2 separate regions of the Homo sapiens genome follow, and region 2 is linked to region 1. The links are chromatin contacts, found by Hi-C or POLR2A ChIA-PET in ENCODE. All regions are on one chromosome and are shown on one strand. The core of a region is the stretch at or near the end of the contact, and the rest is flanking DNA. Distances in the headings are between cores, read along the strand shown.

Region 1 (5,152 bases), core at 692-3,191:
CTCACAGCACAGAGGAAAAGCATATAACCCAAAGGAGGAAAGAGTAGAGCATAGTGGACTGCAGAGAAGTTTCCCTGGACCCAATCTGTGCCTTGAAAGATGAGAAGGACACCTCCAAAGGCAGGATGGGGGTGAGGTGGGGTGGGCGGTGGTGATCCAAGCAGACAGCACGGGCAAGTGTTCTGGAAAACTTGCCTTTGTTCACAAGTATCCTGCAGTATAAATTGCAAGGTGGGCAGTAAGAAATGGACTTGAAGAGATTGAACAAGGGCCAGAAACCCAAGGACATTGCTAAGGAGTTTGTGCCTTAGCCCATCCAGGGCCCTAGCAGCCTTGACTGATGCTTCTGAGGTCCTGGAGGCTCCAGGCTCAGGCTACCTTCCCATATTCTCTGAAAATAATATCACATTTGTTTAGTAAAAAAATTGTTTACTAAAAAATTAACCTCTCAGAATTTCTGCATTCACATTTATTTCTTCTCATATCCTCGAGTTAGAAAAAGGTATTTCTCTCCTGTGATGATATTGATTCTGCACTCATCTATTTTCATTACTGTCTCCTTCCCTCCCTCCCTCAGTCCCTCCCTTAGTCTATCTCACTCTACCATCTTTTCCTTTGGACCTTCTGACATTCAACATCTTGGTCGCTCCTATCCAGCCACACCTCTGACCATTCAACCATTTGTCCTCTTGATTGGTTCCACCTTGTCCTATCACGCTGGATATGCTGTTGCTCCCAAATTGCCTCCCTCTGCCAGTTTCTTGCCCCTTCCTCCTTCTGTCTCTCCCTCTCTCTTTCAATCTTTCTCTCCCTCAGTCTCTCTTTCTCTTTCCCTCTCTCTCAATCTTTCTCTTCCTCAGTCTCTCTCCCATTCTCTTTCTCTTTCTCTCAATCTCTCTCTTCCTCTCTCTCTTATCCTCTCTTTCTCTCAATCCCTCTCTCCCTCTTTCTCTCTCTCAATCTGTTTCTCTGTTAATCTCTCTTTCTCTCTCCTTCTTTCTGTCTCTGTCTCTGTCTGCCTCTCTCTCTCTCTCTCTCTTCCCTAGTGAGCTCACTTGCTTTCCCAGTTTCAGTGATTTCTATTCAGATATCTCCAAAATTTGTATTTCCGGATATTTTATGCTTTCATGGAGGCCGTGTAAATTGGTATAACCTTTTTGGAAGGCGTTTTGGCAATACTTAGTAAAAGGTTAAATGTTTACACCCCTTGATTCTGCTATTGTATGTGTAAGGATTTTTTCCTGCATACTTTTGTAAGTGTAGAAAATATATGTATAGGAATAATTGCACATTGTTTGTTGTAGCTGAAAATTACAAATAATATAAATGCCTATAATCAGAGCAGTTAAATACATATGAACACAGTGAAATACCAGGCACTCATTTAAAAGATGAGGTATATTTTAACAAGCCTATTTGAAAAGATACCCAATCTTAGCAAGTGAAAAAAAAACTCATCAAATTGATATATTTAGCGCTGTCCCTCTCTCAAGTTTCAGACCCACATTTTCAATTTTCTGTTGTCATCTTGACTTAGTCTCGTGAAATTTTAAACTAATCATTTTTAAGGGAAGATATTTTCTTCCCTTAAAGATGAAATTCAGACAAACCTCTGAATTTCCCTCTTTCTGCTAATTTCTTGCTTTCTTTTATCATCTTTCCATCCATCCTAACATACAGTTCCAGAGGAGTCTTTAAATCCTTCCTTATTGCCTAACACCGAGGATCATTTGCTGAAATCTTGTTGATTTTTCCCTCAGATCAACAAAGGATTTTCAGAATAGCCCTGATTTCTCTTTATCACCACGGTGCTGTCTCACGTCTTCTCTCCCCCTCCTCCTACCTGCCGTCTCTTCCAGACTCGTCTCTCTCCCCCAATCTCCTTTGCGCACTGATGCCAAATTAGTCACAACAAAAGTGTTTACGTGATCGTGTCACCCACTGGTAAGCTCTTAATGGTCTTCCCTTACACATTATCTCCCATTTCATCTCAGGAGCCTTTTATTAACCACTCTTCACAGTCTGACTCAGCCCTCTTTGCCAGTTTCTCTCTTTACAAATAGCAAAGTCTATGAGCTAGATTACTCAATATTCCCTGAATAGGTCTTCTCTTCTCCCACCTCTTGGCCTTTCCAGTACCATTCAATCTTCCTGGAAATTCCTGAAATTTCTTTCCTCCTCACTCAGTCAATGTTTTGAGACCCACATCAAATGCTACATACTATTTGTTCCTTTACTGATCATGCCAGTTGGAAATGATTCGAATCTGTAAAGCAGGGTGCTATGGAATGACATTTCTTATAGCCCTTTGGTCATTTGGGAGCAATGTCTAACATAATATCCTCCAGGTCCATCCATGTTGTTGCAAGCGACAGGATTTCCTTCTTGTTAAAGGGTGAGTAGCATTCCATTGTACATATATTCCATATTTTATTTTTTTTTGCTCATCTGTTGATGGTCACCCAGGTTGATTCCATATCTTGGCTATTGTGAATAATGCTACAGTGAACTTGGGAGTGCAGATATCTCTTCAACATATTGATTTCATCTCCTTTGGATATATACCCAGTAGTGGGATTATTGGATCAAATGGTAATTATATTTCTAATTTTGGGCAGGGTCCTCTGTAGTAGCTCCATAATGGTTGTAGTAATTTACATATCCAACCAAGCACGCCAGGGTTCACTTTTCCTCATGTCCTCGCCGACAAGCCTGATATTCTTATTTGCCTCTTAGCGCTTCAGCCTTTCCCTCGTGACTTAACGGTGACTCCCTTGAGACTACTTGAAATAATAAGTTTGGATGGCAAGGAAATACCCTTCTGCTGTCACCCTTTGCCATAAGACTGAGTTACTTTGTAAACAAAGAAGATTTACTTGGTCTTCCATGCCCAAGACCCTTTTACTTTTCATCGCTTAATATTTCATGGCCAAAAACTGTTGGTTCTTCCAATCTTGTAAGGCCATTTATCTTTGATCTTGCTCCATTCCCTTCCATTTTTGCTTGAGAATCATTCAGTTCTTGCCTGATCTCACGTCTTTCTCGCAACACCTTACTAATGACTGCCAGAGTGTCCACTACACACTATCGGTCTCATTTGACCACTTCCCCAGGCATGTAGCCTACCTGCCAAGTTCTTTCACAGCAGATATTTTGCAGTGTTGTAAGAGGGCTCCCTAGCTTGCTATGTTTTCTTACTACCTGGCATTAGGAAGTAAACATTTTTCATGGCAGTATTCACTTCTAGTACCAATTTCTTTTTTAATCTACATGGGCTAACTGCTGTATCAAACAGCCATCAAATCCCAATGTTAATTGCAACTTACAGTACGTTGTGATGTTTCTGTCTGTATACTCATTCAGACACACAGAGTTTAAGTAATTTGTTCAAGATCACAAAGTTAGTAAATGGTGGCATCAAGATTTGAACCCAGGCAGCTGGACTCAAGAGTCTAAACAACTTTCATTTTAAAATTTTCATCTTTCAAGATATATCACTTACAATTTCCATCTTCATCACTTTCTTCCATACTTCAGAGCTGCATATGTAAACCTCTTGATCATATAAATATTTATGGAGTCTCAGCATTTTGAGCACATGCTGAGAGATTTTGTAGCATTGAAGATAAAGAAGCTCTTTCAATACATCTAATCTTGCCACTATTGATTTTGAACAGCATCTTAATTTGTTACCTTTTTAAAACCATATTGTACTTTTCTTCAGGACAGCTAAATTAAATGTCTTATGTTGATCCCCTGGGTTTTCTCAGTTTCCATTTATCAGTTTCCTTTTATATAAAGAGATGCTAATGGGTAACCTTACATTTTGTAAGGCATATTTTTGAAGATATACAAGTGAAGGTTTGATCTGTACACCCTCGTTAGAGCTCTTTATTTTACATGTGGAGGAAGAGATGCCTTAGGGCTTCTGAAAAACAGGCTTTTATTTTTATAGAGGAGAAACTTCCAGAACATGCCATGAGCAAATGCTCTGTCAAGTCTGGTTCTTTCCCCCATTACTTAAGTGCAAATGGACCACATTTGAAGAAGATAAGTAGCAGAACAAGGCTCCCCACAAGGGGATTTTGAGGTGCTCTGAAAACCAGACTGACATAATCCATGGAGGAGTTCATCACTGCAGGCTGTCACGTCTCACAGTGGGAGTCATAGGCTGGTCTGCTTGATAAACTACTCCTGATCTATGACTGGAGCTGTGTGCTTCCTTTAAAAATAAATCTTGTTTTTCCATGCCCCACGTGCTTCTCAGCCTCAGGAGCACCTCATGGATTTAGACTAATCTTGTCTTTTACAGTCATGTTACTTCCAGATTCCTAGGAATCACCCCATTTCTGATGCCGTTGATCCATCCATACCCACTGAAATTGAGCTAAATGCTCTAGTCTGATTTGCCCCTTGAAGTTAGTATAGAATATTTTGGCTAGACTTTGAAAATGAAGCCCTGACCACAATGCATAATGACCTCAGTAGACACTGAAGAGTTCCTTTGCATCAGGCAAGTGACAAGTATCTATCTCATCTTCAAAGTCCACATAGATATGTGCCAGATTGTAGGTTGACAAATCACTTTTTCACTAGCTCACGTGGCAAGCCTTTTCACCTTGTAATAATGCTAGTGAGAGACCCATAGGTACCACATAATTGGCCAGTCATTGAGATTCAAGCAACATTTGGATAATTTAGCAAAACTATCATCAGAATCATCAAAGTACATAATTTTTATTTATTATGCAAATAGTGGATTCACTAAAGTGCTTAGACCAATTAAGTTGCTCCCATTGAAAAACAGGGTGATTTTATTCTTAAGAATATATCAGGATAAACTTCTTGTAGCCTCTAAACAGTACTGCTTAGAAAAGTGCAGCTTCACTGCATTGCATATCCCCCCAGAAGCCCTCAAAGTTCAGATGTACACCACAAAAACATGAAGCACATGTGTTTGCATGGAAGGTAGGCTCTGGGGTCTTCCTATCATAATATGTCTATGATTAATAGTCAACATATGCCCCCTCCACATTCCCTAAAGGAACATACACATGCATACACACACACACACACACACACACACACACACACGTGAGAACTGAATTGAGAGTTTGGGGTATACACCATCCCTGAGGGCACAGTCTACAGC
Region 2 (5,152 bases), core at 1,725-4,224, 46 kb after region 1:
TAAGCTTGGCCCCAGCCATATGTTGCTACTCAGAGAATTTAATATCAGATTTCATCTGACTGTAAACGTGAATCATCAGGTTGCACAAGGAACACAGTGGCAGATCCAGGGGGCATTTAACTTTTATAGCATTTTAAATGAAAAAAAAAAAAAGTAACACTTAAACAAGTAATTTAGATCATGCTGTAGGCCCTGAATAGCTTTGATGTTGTGTTTTCATGGCAAGTCTCCAACTTGAGCTGAATTTTCCCCTACTAAAAATGCAAATTTTTCTAAGACCTTCTCTTGGTCCTGCTACTCATGATACATATTTCTTTTAAAAGAAATTTCAAACTAGATAATAGTTGTTCTCCTCCCCACCCCCGCCACCAGTAGTGTGGTGGGGCAGCAGAGTTGTGGCTAGTGGAGGAGAGCAGAGGAGGAGAGTAGGGAAAGGAGAATGCCATTTGCCTACATTTCCCTCTGCCCATTTCCCGCTGCCCATTTCCCCCCTTGTTTTCCTGAACGTGAACTGAGCTCTGGGCACTGTTTTAGGCCTAGCAGGGGACAGGATAAAGCCTGCTTCTCTAGGAATTCGCACTGAGGGTGTGAGTGTGTGCACGTGTGTGTTTGGAGGCGGGAGAATAAACACAAATAAATAAAAAGGAGAATTTCAGGCAGTGATAAGAGTGCTGAGAAAAACAGAACGGTGTGAAAGAGGAAGGCTGAGCCTGCAGAGGCTTGAGGCTGCTGCCACTGGGTAGCGGTAGGCCTTTCCGAGGAGGCGGCATTTGAAGACCGGAGGAAGGTTCATCCCAGCAAGTAGGAACAGCAAGTGTAGGTCCCCTAAGTCTTGGGGGAGCTTAGTTCCTTTAAGGGCAGCACAAAAATCAGTGTGGCTCCGGAGAGCACATTAGGGGAGAGAGGCAGGAAGAGCTTGGAGACATGGATGGAAGCTGGACCAGTTGGGCCTTGTTGAACATGGAAAGGCATTTAGATCGTATTCTGAGTTAAATGGGAAGTGACGTGAGAGATTTAACAATGGAGCGTCTTGAACTGCTTTACTCATTTAAAATACCCACTCCTGCTTGGCTGAATATCTCATGTTGTCTTTTTAGAAGCTTTGGCGATCCTATTTGAATGCATTTAGGTCCTATTGGAGGGGAATAGGATCTCATTTGAGGCCACGGAGGTCCATGGAAGTCACCTGCATAGCAAATACCCTGAAAGTGGCTGCAGGGAGAGTGTGAGGGTGGGACCGCCCTGGTAGGAGGTGGAAAATGAAAAACACACGGCCATGAGTTCCAGATTAGGGCTTCTGAAAGCCCTCAGCTTTCCCAGCTCCCATCCTAAAGTGGGTCTTTAAACAGGAAGAAAGAAAGATTGCTAAGTGTCTTTGGAGTTCCTCTTCCTTCCCCTTCTAGGGATTTCAGCACTCCTGGGGCTCGGGTTGGCTCTAAAGTAGTCCTTTCTGTGTCTTCCCACCTACAGTAACAAAGGCATGGAGCATCTGTACAGCATGAAGTGCAAGAACGTGGTGCCCCTCTATGACCTGCTGCTGGAGATGCTGGACGCCCACCGCCTACATGCGCCCACTAGCCGTGGAGGGGCATCCGTGGAGGAGACGGACCAAAGCCACTTGGCCACTGCGGGCTCTACTTCATCGCATTCCTTGCAAAAGTATTACATCACGGGGGAGGCAGAGGGTTTCCCTGCCACGGTCTGAGAGCTCCCTGGCTCCCACACGGTTCAGATAATCCCTGCTGCATTTTACCCTCATCATGCACCACTTTAGCCAAATTCTGTCTCCTGCATACACTCCGGCATGCATCCAACACCAATGGCTTTCTAGATGAGTGGCCATTCATTTGCTTGCTCAGTTCTTAGTGGCACATCTTCTGTCTTCTGTTGGGAACAGCCAAAGGGATTCCAAGGCTAAATCTTTGTAACAGCTCTCTTTCCCCCTTGCTATGTTACTAAGCGTGAGGATTCCCGTAGCTCTTCACAGCTGAACTCAGTCTATGGGTTGGGGCTCAGATAACTCTGTGCATTTAAGCTACTTGTAGAGACCCAGGCCTGGAGAGTAGACATTTTGCCTCTGATAAGCACTTTTTAAATGGCTCTAAGAATAAGCCACAGCAAAGAATTTAAAGTGGCTCCTTTAATTGGTGACTTGGAGAAAGCTAGGTCAAGGGTTTATTATAGCACCCTCTTGTATTCCTATGGCAATGCATCCTTTTATGAAAGTGGTACACCTTAAAGCTTTTATATGACTGTAGCAGAGTATCTGGTGATTGTCAATTCATTCCCCCTATAGGAATACAAGGGGCACACAGGGAAGGCAGATCCCCTAGTTGGCAAGACTATTTTAACTTGATACACTGCAGATTCAGATGTGCTGAAAGCTCTGCCTCTGGCTTTCCGGTCATGGGTTCCAGTTAATTCATGCCTCCCATGGACCTATGGAGAGCAGCAAGTTGATCTTAGTTAAGTCTCCCTATATGAGGGATAAGTTCCTGATTTTTGTTTTTATTTTTGTGTTACAAAAGAAAGCCCTCCCTCCCTGAACTTGCAGTAAGGTCAGCTTCAGGACCTGTTCCAGTGGGCACTGTACTTGGATCTTCCCGGCGTGTGTGTGCCTTACACAGGGGTGAACTGTTCACTGTGGTGATGCATGATGAGGGTAAATGGTAGTTGAAAGGAGCAGGGGCCCTGGTGTTGCATTTAGCCCTGGGGCATGGAGCTGAACAGTACTTGTGCAGGATTGTTGTGGCTACTAGAGAACAAGAGGGAAAGTAGGGCAGAAACTGGATACAGTTCTGAGGCACAGCCAGACTTGCTCAGGGTGGCCCTGCCACAGGCTGCAGCTACCTAGGAACATTCCTTGCAGACCCCGCATTGCCCTTTGGGGGTGCCCTGGGATCCCTGGGGTAGTCCAGCTCTTCTTCATTTCCCAGCGTGGCCCTGGTTGGAAGAAGCAGCTGTCACAGCTGCTGTAGACAGCTGTGTTCCTACAATTGGCCCAGCACCCTGGGGCACGGGAGAAGGGTGGGGACCGTTGCTGTCACTACTCAGGCTGACTGGGGCCTGGTCAGATTACGTATGCCCTTGGTGGTTTAGAGATAATCCAAAATCAGGGTTTGGTTTGGGGAAGAAAATCCTCCCCCTTCCTCCCCCGCCCCGTTCCCTACCGCCTCCACTCCTGCCAGCTCATTTCCTTCAATTTCCTTTGACCTATAGGCTAAAAAAGAAAGGCTCATTCCAGCCACAGGGCAGCCTTCCCTGGGCCTTTGCTTCTCTAGCACAATTATGGGTTACTTCCTTTTTCTTAACAAAAAAGAATGTTTGATTTCCTCTGGGTGACCTTATTGTCTGTAATTGAAACCCTATTGAGAGGTGATGTCTGTGTTAGCCAATGACCCAGGTGAGCTGCTCGGGCTTCTCTTGGTATGTCTTGTTTGGAAAAGTGGATTTCATTCATTTCTGATTGTCCAGTTAAGTGATCACCAAAGGACTGAGAATCTGGGAGGGCAAAAAAAAAAAAAAAGTTTTTATGTGCACTTAAATTTGGGGACAATTTTATGTATCTGTGTTAAGGATATGTTTAAGAACATAATTCTTTTGTTGCTGTTTGTTTAAGAAGCACCTTAGTTTGTTTAAGAAGCACCTTATATAGTATAATATATATTTTTTTGAAATTACATTGCTTGTTTATCAGACAATTGAATGTAGTAATTCTGTTCTGGATTTAATTTGACTGGGTTAACATGCAAAAACCAAGGAAAAATATTTAGTTTTTTTTTTTTTTTTTGTATACTTTTCAAGCTACCTTGTCATGTATACAGTCATTTATGCCTAAAGCCTGGTGATTATTCATTTAAATGAAGATCACATTTCATATCAACTTTTGTATCCACAGTAGACAAAATAGCACTAATCCAGATGCCTATTGTTGGATACTGAATGACAGACAATCTTATGTAGCAAAGATTATGCCTGAAAAGGAAAATTATTCAGGGCAGCTAATTTTGCTTTTACCAAAATATCAGTAGTAATATTTTTGGACAGTAGCTAATGGGTCAGTGGGTTCTTTTTAATGTTTATACTTAGATTTTCTTTTAAAAAAATTAAAATAAAACAAAAAAAAATTTCTAGGACTAGACGATGTAATACCAGCTAAAGCCAAACAATTATACAGTGGAAGGTTTTACATTATTCATCCAATGTGTTTCTATTCATGTTAAGATACTACTACATTTGAAGTGGGCAGAGAACATCAGATGATTGAAATGTTCGCCCAGGGGTCTCCAGCAACTTTGGAAATCTCTTTGTATTTTTACTTGAAGTGCCACTAATGGACAGCAGATATTTTCTGGCTGATGTTGGTATTGGGTGTAGGAACATGATTTAAAAAAAAACTCTTGCCTCTGCTTTCCCCCACTCTGAGGCAAGTTAAAATGTAAAAGATGTGATTTATCTGGGGGGCTCAGGTATGGTGGGGAAGTGGATTCAGGAATCTGGGGAATGGCAAATATATTAAGAAGAGTATTGAAAGTATTTGGAGGAAAATGGTTAATTCTGGGTGTGCACCAGGGTTCAGTAGAGTCCACTTCTGCCCTGGAGACCACAAATCAACTAGCTCCATTTACAGCCATTTCTAAAATGGCAGCTTCAGTTCTAGAGAAGAAAGAACAACATCAGCAGTAAAGTCCATGGAATAGCTAGTGGTCTGTGTTTCTTTTCGCCATTGCCTAGCTTGCCGTAATGATTCTATAATGCCATCATGCAGCAATTATGAGAGGCTAGGTCATCCAAAGAGAAGACCCTATCAATGTAGGTTGCAAAATCTAACCCCTAAGGAAGTGCAGTCTTTGATTTGATTTCCCTAGTAACCTTGCAGATATGTTTAACCAAGCCATAGCCCATGCCTTTTGAGGGCTGAACAAATAAGGGACTTACTGATAATTTACTTTTGATCACATTAAGGTGTTCTCACCTTGAAATCTTATACACTGAAATGGCCATTGATTTAGGCCACTGGCTTAGAGTACTCCTTCCCCTGCATGACACTGATTACAAATACTTTCCTATTCATACTTTCCAATTATGAGATGGACTGTGGGTACTGGGAGTGATCACTAACACCATAGTAATGTCTAATATTCACAGGCAG

What was found. Hi-C counts contacts between places; a loop is a spot of excess contacts on that map. ChIA-PET counts read pairs that join two places held with the same protein, here RNA polymerase II (POLR2A).
Region 2: a map of PC-9 shows a loop between it and region 1 (2.7-fold over the local background). The contact joins two enhancer-like sites. A Hi-C loop is called at or near these places in 2 of 168 maps with a recorded cell type or tissue (Caco-2 and PC-9). POLR2A ChIA-PET finds 5 or more read pairs at or near these places in 1 of 52 experiments (K562).

Annotation. Positions count from the first base shown.
Region 1 is chr6:152,052,635-152,057,786 of GRCh38, forward strand. All of the region lies in intron 5 of ESR1 (estrogen receptor 1), which reads left to right. Among named protein-coding and RNA genes, the nearest start is that of ESR1, 250 kb to the left of the region's middle. RefSeq lists an enhancer at 1,444-2,643. Within about 2 kb of position 1,942, at least 3 of the 41 ENCODE cell types and tissues checked have a DNase peak (open chromatin) inside an H3K27ac peak, as active enhancers do; they include PC-9, where a contact is called at or near this core.
Region 2 is chr6:152,097,262-152,102,413 of GRCh38, forward strand. It overlaps ESR1 (estrogen receptor 1), which reads left to right. Exons shown (of 8, transcript NM_000125.4): 8 at 1,471-5,152. The coding sequence ends at 1,705. Among named protein-coding and RNA genes, the nearest start is that of SYNE1-AS1, 280 kb to the right of the region's middle. RefSeq lists an enhancer at 1,339-1,840. Within about 2 kb of position 2,975, at least 16 of the 41 ENCODE cell types and tissues checked have a DNase peak (open chromatin) inside an H3K27ac peak, as active enhancers do; they include PC-9, where a contact is called at or near this core.